Regions from separate parts of the Homo sapiens genome. Here region 1 is linked to region 2. Evidence: chromatin loops called from intact Hi-C (ENCODE). Cell type or tissue: B cell. All regions are shown on one strand. Each heading gives the region's core, and the rest is flanking DNA. Links, peaks and the distances in the headings are about the cores only.

Region 1 (5,375 bases), core at 156-5,155, 63 kb before region 2:
AACAAAAACAACTCAGAAGAAGCTAATGTGTCATCTTCATGTAGGGATCTGTATTCAAAGTTCTTTTTCATTGTAGCTGTAATGAAACAGTATTTGTGGAAAGATATTGCACTCAATGCCAAAACCCAACAATTTTGTTTTCAAATTCCTAAAAACTAAAAAAAGAAATCTTGGTGACATAAATGTTCCAAAATCAAAATGTCCAAAATGAACTCATCAACTTCCTCCTCTCGCCTGCTCATCTATGTCTGTTCTGTCTGCTTAATGATATCACTGTCCACCCAGACAGAGCCCCAAACTCTTAAATCATTTTCAACTTGGTTTTCTCATCTGTGAGATAGAGCTTTCCTGGATCATCTCTTAAGATTCTTTCCAGCCCTGAAAGTCTGCATATCTGAGTTCTTCACTCATACTCCCCACATATCTGAATCCTGCTTCTAAAAGTCTCTCTTCCCTAGATCTCTGGTTTTTAGGTTTTTAAAATTATTTTATTATTTTTTTATCCTGCTGCTGCTGCTGCTCTAATTCAACCTCTCATTCCTTCTTGCATATGCTGTAACCTCCTAGCCAGTCTTCCTGTCATTTCAAAAATTATTCTTAAGTTTACCTACAGTAAAATTCATCATTTTTGTGTAGCTTTGTGGGTTTTGATAAATGAACAGAGAGGTAACCACTACTCTAATCAGTATACAGAACAGGTCAGTCACCCCCCAAACATATTTCATGATGAGAGTTTGTACTCAAACTGCCCGCCACCCCCTAACCCTTAGCCCTGGCAACTTCTCTTCTCTTCTATATCCCTAGAGTTTTGTATTTTCCAAAATGTCATAGATTGGTATCCTTCTCTTTCAGCACCTGTTCCCAGCCCATCCATCCTCTTCGTCAATGCCATTTATCTTCCTAAAACATCTCTGTTGAGCACCTTGAGAAACACTTAGTTTCTCCAAGCTTCAGTTTCCTTGTTAGAATGTGACCCAGCCAGAGTATAAAATAAGGAGCATACAGAATTCTAATACTTTCTAAGGAGGTTGGTTCCTGAGGAGGACCCTTCATCTTGCTAACTGGGGCAACTGATGGGCAGATCAGAGAAGCAGGAAGTCACTCTGAGTAAGAAATGGTGGCCTAGAGCTCTTGTGAGAAAAGGGATCCAAGAAGGGGGTAGTAGAGAGAGAAGTGAGAGACGGAGAAAAGAGAACAACTGCCACAAGAAGCAAAACGCTGGAGAGGGACAGATGTCTACAGAAGATGTTTTGGGACAGTTTTGCTGTTGAATGAGTGCCAGTATCCTTCCATAGTGGCCTCGGGAGACCTGTAGTTCAGACCCGTGTTGTAGGAGGTGTCTTTTGAATGGGTCTTATTTTGAGGAGGGACCCAGGAGACCCAGATCTGCAATGGGGATAATGACATCTGCTCCATGCAATCATCATGTGGGGATCATGGGGTAGCAAGATAGGACCCTGCCTGGCAGAGATTGGGCACCAAGGACTCCCTTCCCACCATCCTGTGCCATCTCTGCCTTCTCTCCTTACTTCTTGCCTCTCACCTGGAAACTGCCGCAAACCAAATCCTCCTACCTCCCCTTCAATGACCTTCAGAATGCCAGCCCTGAAGGTTGGCTCAGAGGTCATTGTATACCAAGCTACAGAGTTTGGTGTACAGCTGACCTTCAGGGCTGGCACCAGCCCACTTTCCAGTCTACCTCCCATTAAAGTTCTCTGTCCTCCTTACTTTCTGCTCCCAATCCTCGCCCCTACTCCTGCCCTAATCTTACGTCCCAGCTACGTTCAACTCCTTTGTTGAACCCTCCTGCCTCCCCTTCAATGAAAATTAACCTATCCTTTGTCTACATTCATTTCATGTTTATTCATTTTGTGTCTACATCCATTTTCTGTGTATATATACAATAGGTTTTGTATCATAATTATTCATGTCTGTTTGGACACCCCTGCCCCCAACTGTGTAAAAGGTGCTCAATTCATATTTGGTTAAATGAAATGAATTCCTAAATAATCACAGCAAGTTTGAACCTAGTGAAGGAAGTGTTAAGGCATTTCTTTTACATTATGCTCTCATTTTAATGTACAAGTAGCATGCCAGCTATGGGGCAGGTTTTACTCTTCCAGATTTCTTGTGGTTGTCAATGCATCAGGCAGCCTGTTTCCAAACAGCTGCCATATGGCCAAAGCTCCTCAAGTGACCCTTTTATGTGTATAAGAGCAGGACATAGTTCAGATATACCCAGGAGAAGTAAGGGCATTGAAAACCTCCCAGGCTGCTGTTGCAGAAAGGACAGGGAGAATGCCACTACCTGGAGGTGGGAAACTGGACGTTGCTATACCTGCCCCTCCATCACCATCACATAGTTTGTGTGCTGTCAAATTTAAGTTGCCAACACAAGCCATGGACCACAAAGACATGCTTGCTAAATCAAGTTGAGTGAGATGCACTTCTAGTACTTTCCAAACCCATGCTGAGATGCAGAACCCCCAGCCCCATGCAGACAGATTTGCCCTGCATGGAAACGGTGCACCCTCTCCCGCTACACACTCAGAGATGAGAGATGAGCCTGTTTGTGAAACCAAACTCAGGATTCTGTTTTTGTGTAAGAACCGTACCACATGGCTGACATATGTTCAGTCCATGGCTGGCAGAAGCCTCCTGAACACATCCCCCATCCAGTACCTCCCCGGCAGTGACCCATCTCATATTTGCATATGTTCCCCTGTCACAAGATTGTGGGGAGGGTGCAGTTTGCAGCTGACTCCTTACCTAGCTACAGCTCCAACTAAGGGCGTGCATTCTTGGGGAGATGTTGGGAGCATCACAAGGTCCCCTTCCGTTCCCAGAACTCAGTTTCAGAGGTCAGCCAGAAAGAGAATTCCAGAGGTCAGCCAGAGAGAGAAGGTAGCAAGGACAGAGCCCCTACTGACATTTTTCTTCCCACCCATCCCATCTCCAGGGCAATGGTCTTCAGCAGGGAACAACGGGCCCTCATTCCCTGCCAGGGGAGCTGAGTACACACAAACTGCTGGATGGGCGAGAAGTTCCCCCAGTGATCTTTATTTTTCCGTTTAGAAAGAATCCTTATTCCAGCCCCTTCTCTCCAGCTGCTGCGTGTGAGCCTGTCTCTGTCTCTTGGGTGGTGCAGCTGCAGGTGAGCCAGCTGTGGGCGGCCCTGAAGGACAGCGAGGTAGGGAGCCTGGTTGTGAGGTCTCTGCTCCCTGGGGATGCTCTGCAGCCTTTTGCCTGCAGCAAGTCTGAAACCTTCCATGCCTGACTCCCCCTTTCCATTTTTTTCCTGGCGTCTGCCCTTGCTGGAGTGGAGCATGGTGGGAGCCAGCCCCTGGAGCCTTCCAGGATTCTCACAGTCTGTAGCCAGAGCTGTGTAGGCCTGACCTGGGCCCAGCGGGAGGAGGATTTTGAATAAAAACCAGTGGTTCCTCTCCGTCCAAACCCCCCACCCCTGGAATACATTGCAACCAAATATTTACTCAAGGTTCCCCCTTGCCATTTAAAAATAAGATGCTTCACCTACTAGCCTGGCGGTGTTCTCTGCTCTGAAATTTTATGCTCTTGAGTCATACATTTGAAGGTAGCTTTTTTTGGATTTAAAATTTCAAACTAATGAAGTTGTTTAAAGTACCCTGTCGAGTGCTGGGAGCTGCTTAAGCATTGCCACATAAGCACTGCAGAGGCTGGGTCTGGCGCATACATGCCAGGCAAAGTCTGCCTTGTTTCAAATAACCCCAGGAAGAGTCTCTCTACCTTTGGTGCAATTCAGATCTTAGGAATAGGACTTCTGGGGTCCCCTGTTTGGGGACTGTGCTTAGCACACACACTTGGGTCCTTGCATGAAAGCCTGCAAAAGTATACGTGACTTCCTCTCTTTTCTCCTCAACCACTGCACCCCTATTTTGGGGTATTCTTAGACTTCTTAGTGGGGAGGCAGAGGTGGTTGATGATGCGCTCCCAGTCAGTCCTGTCTACCTTCTTCTACCTCAAAGGGCTTCCATTAACATCATCCAGGAAGTGTTATAAATCCTGCCACCCAGGCCACATCTCAGACCAATTTAATAAAAATATCTGGGCTGGAGAGGGGAACCCAGGAATTAGTATTTTTTAAAGCTCCTCAGAAGTGCCCCCAGGCCAAGGCTGCCAGCACCATATCCATTCGTCAGCGCGCTCAGGGACACACTGGTACCCTGTGTGCTGACCTGCTGCAGTTAGAGTGACAAAAGCCGGATTTTGATTGTCCAGAAAAGTAAGGGTTCTTTGCTGTCGCTGTGGAGTCTCCAGTCAGATTTTCCATTGGAATAGGAAACAAACGCCAAGTTTATTTTAAAAGTGCTCTTGATCTACCTAAAACTAGGAAGCAGGAAGAATCCTCGGGGAGCAGTTGAGTCTCACATTTGAATGTGTCTTTGCTTCCTCTGAACCAAACTTCATGGTTTCATCCATTACCAAAGAGGCCCTGGTGACTTAGGAGGGATAGAATTGAACTGAAAATTCCGGGATCGCTGGAAAAGTGATTTAACCAGTTTTTCACCACATAGGGAAAGTTATTTGGTGAGATAACAGACCTCGAGGCCCTGCACTCTTCTGCGTGTGGTTCTGGGTTGGGATACGGTTCCCATGAGCAGAAGATCATTCCTGGCTGATTTTGTTCAGTGATTATTTGTTTAAAACTTTAAAAAGAAGAAGCGCAGATACAGTACATTTGTACTCAGCTAGCCACGCAAACATCTTTAGGCTAAGAATAATAAACAACTAAATTAGTGGTTTGTTTTATTACCAAACTGGTAGAGTTTCACAGGCAGGAAAAGACGGTACCTCCCAGGCTGGAGAAGGTTAAGTATTTTTGTCAAGGAAGATTAAAAACCCTAAAAGCTTTTGGTTGAATTTTACTGAAATCAGAACGTGAATCCATTTGAGAGCTAGCAACCAAAGACCCGTAGAGGTGACATGGAATGTTTTTAATTCTGAGAGATGGGCGTTTCAGAACTCGGAAAATGACATTTGTTTTGACATTTGGTATTTTTGTTGCCATACTTACTGCCTTTAGTTCTTAGTGGAAGTAGTTTGCTGCTCCTAATTACCCAAAAGGCAAGAAAAAAATAACTAGAAATTTTTCAAAAGAGGGGAAATAGGTCTTGAAAGTTTCATTAATTGCAAAATGAAATTAAATGGAGCATTCAATAGAAGTACTTCTCAGAACCAATGGAGAATTTCTCAGAAAGAAGCCCATTAAAGCTGGATTCTCTAAAGCAGTGGAAATCCCAGGAACAAAAGCCAAATGCCTGGGAATTGAGTTTCAGAAGAATTTTTGAATTGGTACAGATCAGTAATTTACAAAATGGAATGGAATCACTGAATGT
Region 2 (5,375 bases), core at 164-5,163:
CTGCTTCATCACCACAAACATTGTGGCCATAAACATCCTTGTGCATATTTACTTATGTGCTGGTTCCTTAATTTCTGTGGAAGCCAATTCAATGCCACTTTACTTACCCCAGTCCCTATTCTCAAAGAATATAACTTTGTATATTTTAGCTTTTTCTTCTAGCATATATATGTCTCTGCATTTCTAAATAATGTATATACTGTTATCTTTTGTTTCATCAATTTTATGTATATCTTAACCTTATATTATAGTAGATAAAAATTTACCTGTCTGATATGATCATATCCACAGCTTCCTCTCCCCTCTTTCTCCCAGTGTAGTTATATTACAATTTGGGGGTAAATCAGCCCCTAGTGTTTTCACTATTTTGTCAAAATAAATGGCATTAACAGCTAAACCTTTAACAATGAAGTTAATATCTGTCTTTTTTTCATGTCCTTAATTGATCTTTGTACCTGGTACAGACTTTTCCTCTATCTTCCATAGGCTCACAGTACCTTTTTCCACAAAGCTGATCACATTAGTAATCTGTCAGTTCTCCTTCTTTTCTTGGTGATATCTCTGCTGGAGACCTACATTTTCCTTCTAGCTAGACTTCTCTCTCGGCCTGCTAGATAGCTGACATCCTGAGATTTGTCTTCACTGTTATTCTAGAACTTCCCTTTGCCTTTTCTTCTGTGTTGGATTCTCTCTCTTGTTTTACCCCATTGTTTGAGGAAGCACAGCCTCCAGCAGCTATCAGAATTAAAACCTGGTGCAGTGGTAACAGCCTTCATATGCCTTGCTCTTGGTCTGCTGGCCCTGTCTGGATGACTGGTCCTGTGGCTGAGCCAGTCATCATCCTGGGGTATCTCACTTCAGTGCCGTCATCCCTCTGTTGTGGTCCTGTGTTAGTTCTCATAAAACTCCCTTTACACTCTCTCATTTCTGTGGCTCCCAGCTTACAGTAGCCTATGGAAAATGGATCCCTGAGAGACACATTCACACTTCACATGTCTGAAATTGTCTTCATTCTGTTGTGTCACATGATGACTTGTCTGTCTTGTACGGGAAAATCCAGGTTAAAAAACAGTTTTCCCCAGAAGTTTGAAGATATTGCTTTATTGCACGCAATCTCCCAATGTTGCTATCAGAAAGCTGCCACTGTTCTGATTCTTGATGTTCTGTGCCTTACCTTATTTTTCTTTTCCCCTGGAACCTCTGATTTTTCCTGTCCCCCTATATTCTAAATTTCACGATGACTGTTCTAATTGTGGGTCTGTTTTCACCTGTTGTACTCAGTGATCATTGTGGTCTTTCAATCTGTCAAGACTGTGTTCTCTCTGTAAGCTGCTCTTTCTTTCCAGAACTTCTATTATTTGGGAGTTGAACTTCCTGGACAGTTTTGTGATTTTTTCATATTTTCTCACCTGTTTTCCATCTCTTTATCTTTTTTCACTCTTTTTGTACAATTTCTTTAACTTCAATTTCCAACCCATCTATTGGGTTCATTTCTGTTACCGTCTTAAGTTTCCTCTTTTCATCTATAAATAGTTTTTTAAGCATTCTGTTCTGTTTTCAGGATGTGTGTCATTCTCTTAGTTTTCTGCATTTTTTTTTCTTTTCAGAAATTGTCTTTGCCTCTCCTGGTCTCTGTCTCCTCCATGTTGTCTTTTTCAGTCTGTTTGTTTTGAACTCTGTCTTTCCTGTAGAGACTTTCCTTGCATGTCGGGCAGTCCTGATTGTCTGACCATATTTAAGAATGAATAACAGATGTATTGAAAGCTCTGAGGATGCGTGAGGGACTTGTCAACTCTGAGCATCACTGTAGAATAAAATGTTTCTGTCATAGGTTGGAGAACTCCTAATGCTAACAACTCCTAAAGTCTCCTAATGGGAAAACCAGGGAATGGTCAGATTCTCCAGAGAACACTCTTCCAGACTCCTGGCTGCAAGATGCCGCCCTGCCTGTCCCAGGCTGGGAGCTGAGATGAGGAATGAGACTGGAGGGTTCAGCCTTCAGCATGCATATTTCCTTTTATTTGATGTGTGGCATCTCCCAATTCCAAAATCCTCTCCCAGAGTTCAAACCTCCAGTATTAGCAGTTGTGATAAAGGCTGCTGCCTAGCAGGGTGGATTCAAGGAAAGGATCCAGGGATCTAACTGATTCTTAAACAGTTTCCCTCACATTCTTCTTTATTTATTTTTTTTTTTTGAAACGGAGTCTTGCTCTGTCGCCCAGGCTGGAGTGCAGTGACGCCATCTTGGCTCACTGCAAGCTCCGCCTCCCGGGTTCACACCATGCTCCTGCCTCAGCCTCCCAAGTAGCTGGGACTACAGGTGCCCGCCACCACGCCCGGCTAACTTTTTCTATTTTTAGTAGAGACGGGGTTTCACCTGTTAGCCAGGATGGTCTCAATCTCCTGACCTCGTGATCCGCCCACGTTGGCCTCCCAAAGTGCTGGGATTACAGGCGTGAGCCACCACGCCCTGCCCTGTTCTTCTTATTTTAGTGACTCATCTCCCTTCCGCACAGTTCCAGAGGTCACCGGTGCTATCTGTTCCTGAGCCTTTGGAGGATCCACTGGTTGTTCCTAACTTTCCTGCTCCTCACTGAGGATTCAGCTTCCTTTGTCTGTTAATTCTATCACTGCTTCTCCATCTGCTTTCCGTCTTCTAAAATCTTATTACTGTTATTTCTAAAATCTTGTTACTTGTTAAACCTACAACATACTAAACAATCCTGGAATTGGTTGTAAAAGGGTCATGGATTGCCAGAGATCAAAAGGTATTTAAAATCTCCTCTCCTATTGTCCTGGTGGTTTTATGTCTTTTAAAAGGTCATCTTCCCTCGTTACAGTGACGTTTCAGGTGAAAGCCATATTAGATACAGTGTGTTCAATTCTCCATTTTTGCTTGGAAGTCCTGTGTTACATTTTGGTTTAATTTTCTCAAGGCTGTCTTCCGGTTCACTGATGGCCTGTTTTGTGTTACTCTACTGTCTAACCTTTCCATTGAGTGATTACTAGGAGTTCTACTTTATTTTTTCAAATCTGCTTATTCTCTTTTTTTCATGTAATCCTAATTTTCTCCTTATGGCTTTTAGTCTTTATCACTATAATATTTTTAAACAATCTTATTTTGTACTCCATTTGAGATTGTATCTTTCCAGTTCTTAGGATTTAAAGTTTTTTTTTTCCCTTTATCACTGTCCCTCATGGCAGTTTATTTGTGTGTGTGTTGGGGGGTGATACTGGCAGTTCAACCTCAGATATTTTTCCTTTTCTTTGTTTCTTTTTTCTTTCTTTCTTTCTTTTTTCTTTTTCTTTTTTTTTTTTTTTGAGGTGGAGTCTCACTTAGTTGCCCAGGCTGGAGTGCAGTGGTGCGATCTCGGCTCACTGAAACCTCTGCCTCCCAAGTTCAGATATTACTCCTGCCTCAGTCTCCCTAGTAGCTGAGACTACAGGCATATGCCAGTATGCCTGGCTAATTTTTGTATTGAAATGGGATTTAGCCTTGTTGGCCAGGCTAGTTTTGAACTCCTGACCTCAAGTGATCTGCCTGCCTCAGCCTCCAAAAGTGCTGGGATTACAGGCATGTGCTGCCATGCCCGGCCTCTTTTCTATAGGAATCTTGTGAGTCCTGAGTTGTGAAATCGTTTCTACATAGTGGACATATGTTTGTCTTTTCTGGAGATCTAAGGACTTTCAATGATCCTAGAACTGTGTTTGTATTAATTTATTGTCATGGGATTCCCCTACTCAGATACACAGGTAGTATAAATTCCGATCTTACAACTGAAAGTGGTTCATGCTTAAGGTTCTGATTTCCCAAAGGTGTCCTGAGCTAGGGATACAAGGGAATGTTCTGCTCTTTATCTCTGAGGCAGTGGGCAGAGTGCTTTAGTCCACCTTTTCATGGTTAGGGTGACTTTTTGAGGCTTTGAGATTTAGGAAAGGGGCTCAGTTCTGGCCCCGCTACCTCATGCAAGACCAAGGTCATGTCCCTGCATGGGCATTAGAATCTCACCACTATTCCCAGGGCTTCGGGAGCATTTGCGAGAGTCTGAAACTTCCTTGAGCACTGTGTAGTCAGCCTTACATAAAAGCTCTGGCTTCAATTTTATCTTTATTTCTGGGGCCTCTGTTTCTCTCCCTTCCTCTATCCCCCTTTTCCTTCCTTTTTTCCCTTTTTTTCCCCCAAACTTAACTCTGTGATATTTTCTTGGGAATTTCACATCCTTGTAGTGGGAAGGGACCCATATGATTAACCTGTTGTTTGCCATTTTGCTGAAAATGAACACTCACATCTAATTTTGTGTTAAACCTGGAACATACTAAACAAACCTGGAATTGGTTGTAAAGGGTCATGGGTTGCCAGAGATCAAAAGGCATTTAAAGATCCGTTGTCCAACCCTAGCATTTTACTTAAGGAAACTGAGCCTCAACACTGATAAAACCACTTGCCCACAGACACGTGGCCAGTTAGTGGAAAAGGTGGGACTGACCTCAAAGAGTGGTCACTTTTATCTCACAGCATCACAAGGAGGAACATCTGACAGCACTTGCCAGGTTATCAAGACACCAAGATCCAATGCTTGTTGAGCCTTAAGTCACTGAGACATTTTGGAAAAGCCACATATACCATTTGTGTTTGTCTTGACTTGCTGTTGTGTTTTTCTCTTCTTGAATACAGAGTAGTAATGCTTGTTGAATTATTTAAGTGGCTTATTGCTGTGCCAGTTTGTTTGTTTTTCTACCTTTATTTTTTCAAAGAAAAACGCCTTTTTTTTTTTCTCCTTGAAGACATCTTTCAGGATCCATCACCTACCGGAAACCTTCCCTGAAGTCTGAAGCTCTTAGAGGGTTTTTCACCTTTTCTAGCTCCTTTTGAAATTGTCATTTGAACCATGTCATTAGCACCATATGATGAATTCATCTGATCCTCTTTAATTGTTGAATATGTATGTGCTTCATCTCCCCAAGATTGTAAGTGCTAGCTTGCAGAAACCATGGCTTATATATCTTTACCATTTTCCAAAGTGTTTTCCTGTGGATGAGTTGATGACGAAAAACCTAGAGGAAATATGTTCTTTTAGATAGAGCCTGAGTTTGGTGTCAGGAAGCCTGGATTCTGCCCCATTTCTCTGCTCCCTGGTAGACCTATGCAAACCACCGATGTTGTATGGAGAAACTACTGGTGTCTGACAATAGCACTGATACAGTGGTTGTAAAATTTTTCATGCAAGCTGGGACAGTTTTCAGAGTGAAAGGGGGCAATGGTAATAATTGTGCAGGGACAACAGGTATAAATTGGGACTTTCCCTAACATGCTGGGACAGACGGTCAACTTATGTTCTAGATCACCTTGAGCTCGTCAGAACTATTTGCACAGC

Evidence for each region. Peaks named below come from ENCODE experiments on the same cell type or tissue, not always from the same donor. Only the 100,000 strongest peaks of a DNase experiment are listed, where the experiment ranks them.
Region 1: a loop joins it to region 2, with 2.1 times the contacts of the local background. A loop is called at or near these places in 1 of 110 quality-filtered maps.

Annotation. Positions count from the first base shown.
Region 1 is chr18:63,282,878-63,288,252 of GRCh38, reverse strand. All of the region lies in intron 2 of BCL2 (BCL2 apoptosis regulator), which reads left to right. Among named protein-coding and RNA genes, the nearest start is that of BCL2, 34 kb to the left of the region's middle. In B cell, for the core only: no CTCF peak of the experiment used is centred there; DNase peaks (open chromatin) are centred at 1,162, 2,702, 3,142, 3,782 and 1 weaker place; H3K4me3 peaks cover 3,265 bases; H3K27ac peaks cover 5,000 bases.
Region 2 is chr18:63,220,220-63,225,594 of GRCh38, reverse strand. All of the region lies in intron 2 of BCL2 (BCL2 apoptosis regulator), which reads left to right. Among named protein-coding and RNA genes, the nearest start is that of BCL2, 97 kb to the left of the region's middle. RefSeq lists a silencer at 4,405-4,699. In B cell, for the core only: no CTCF peak of the experiment used is centred there; no DNase peak of the experiment used is centred there; H3K4me3 peaks cover 757 bases; H3K27ac peaks cover 1,887 bases.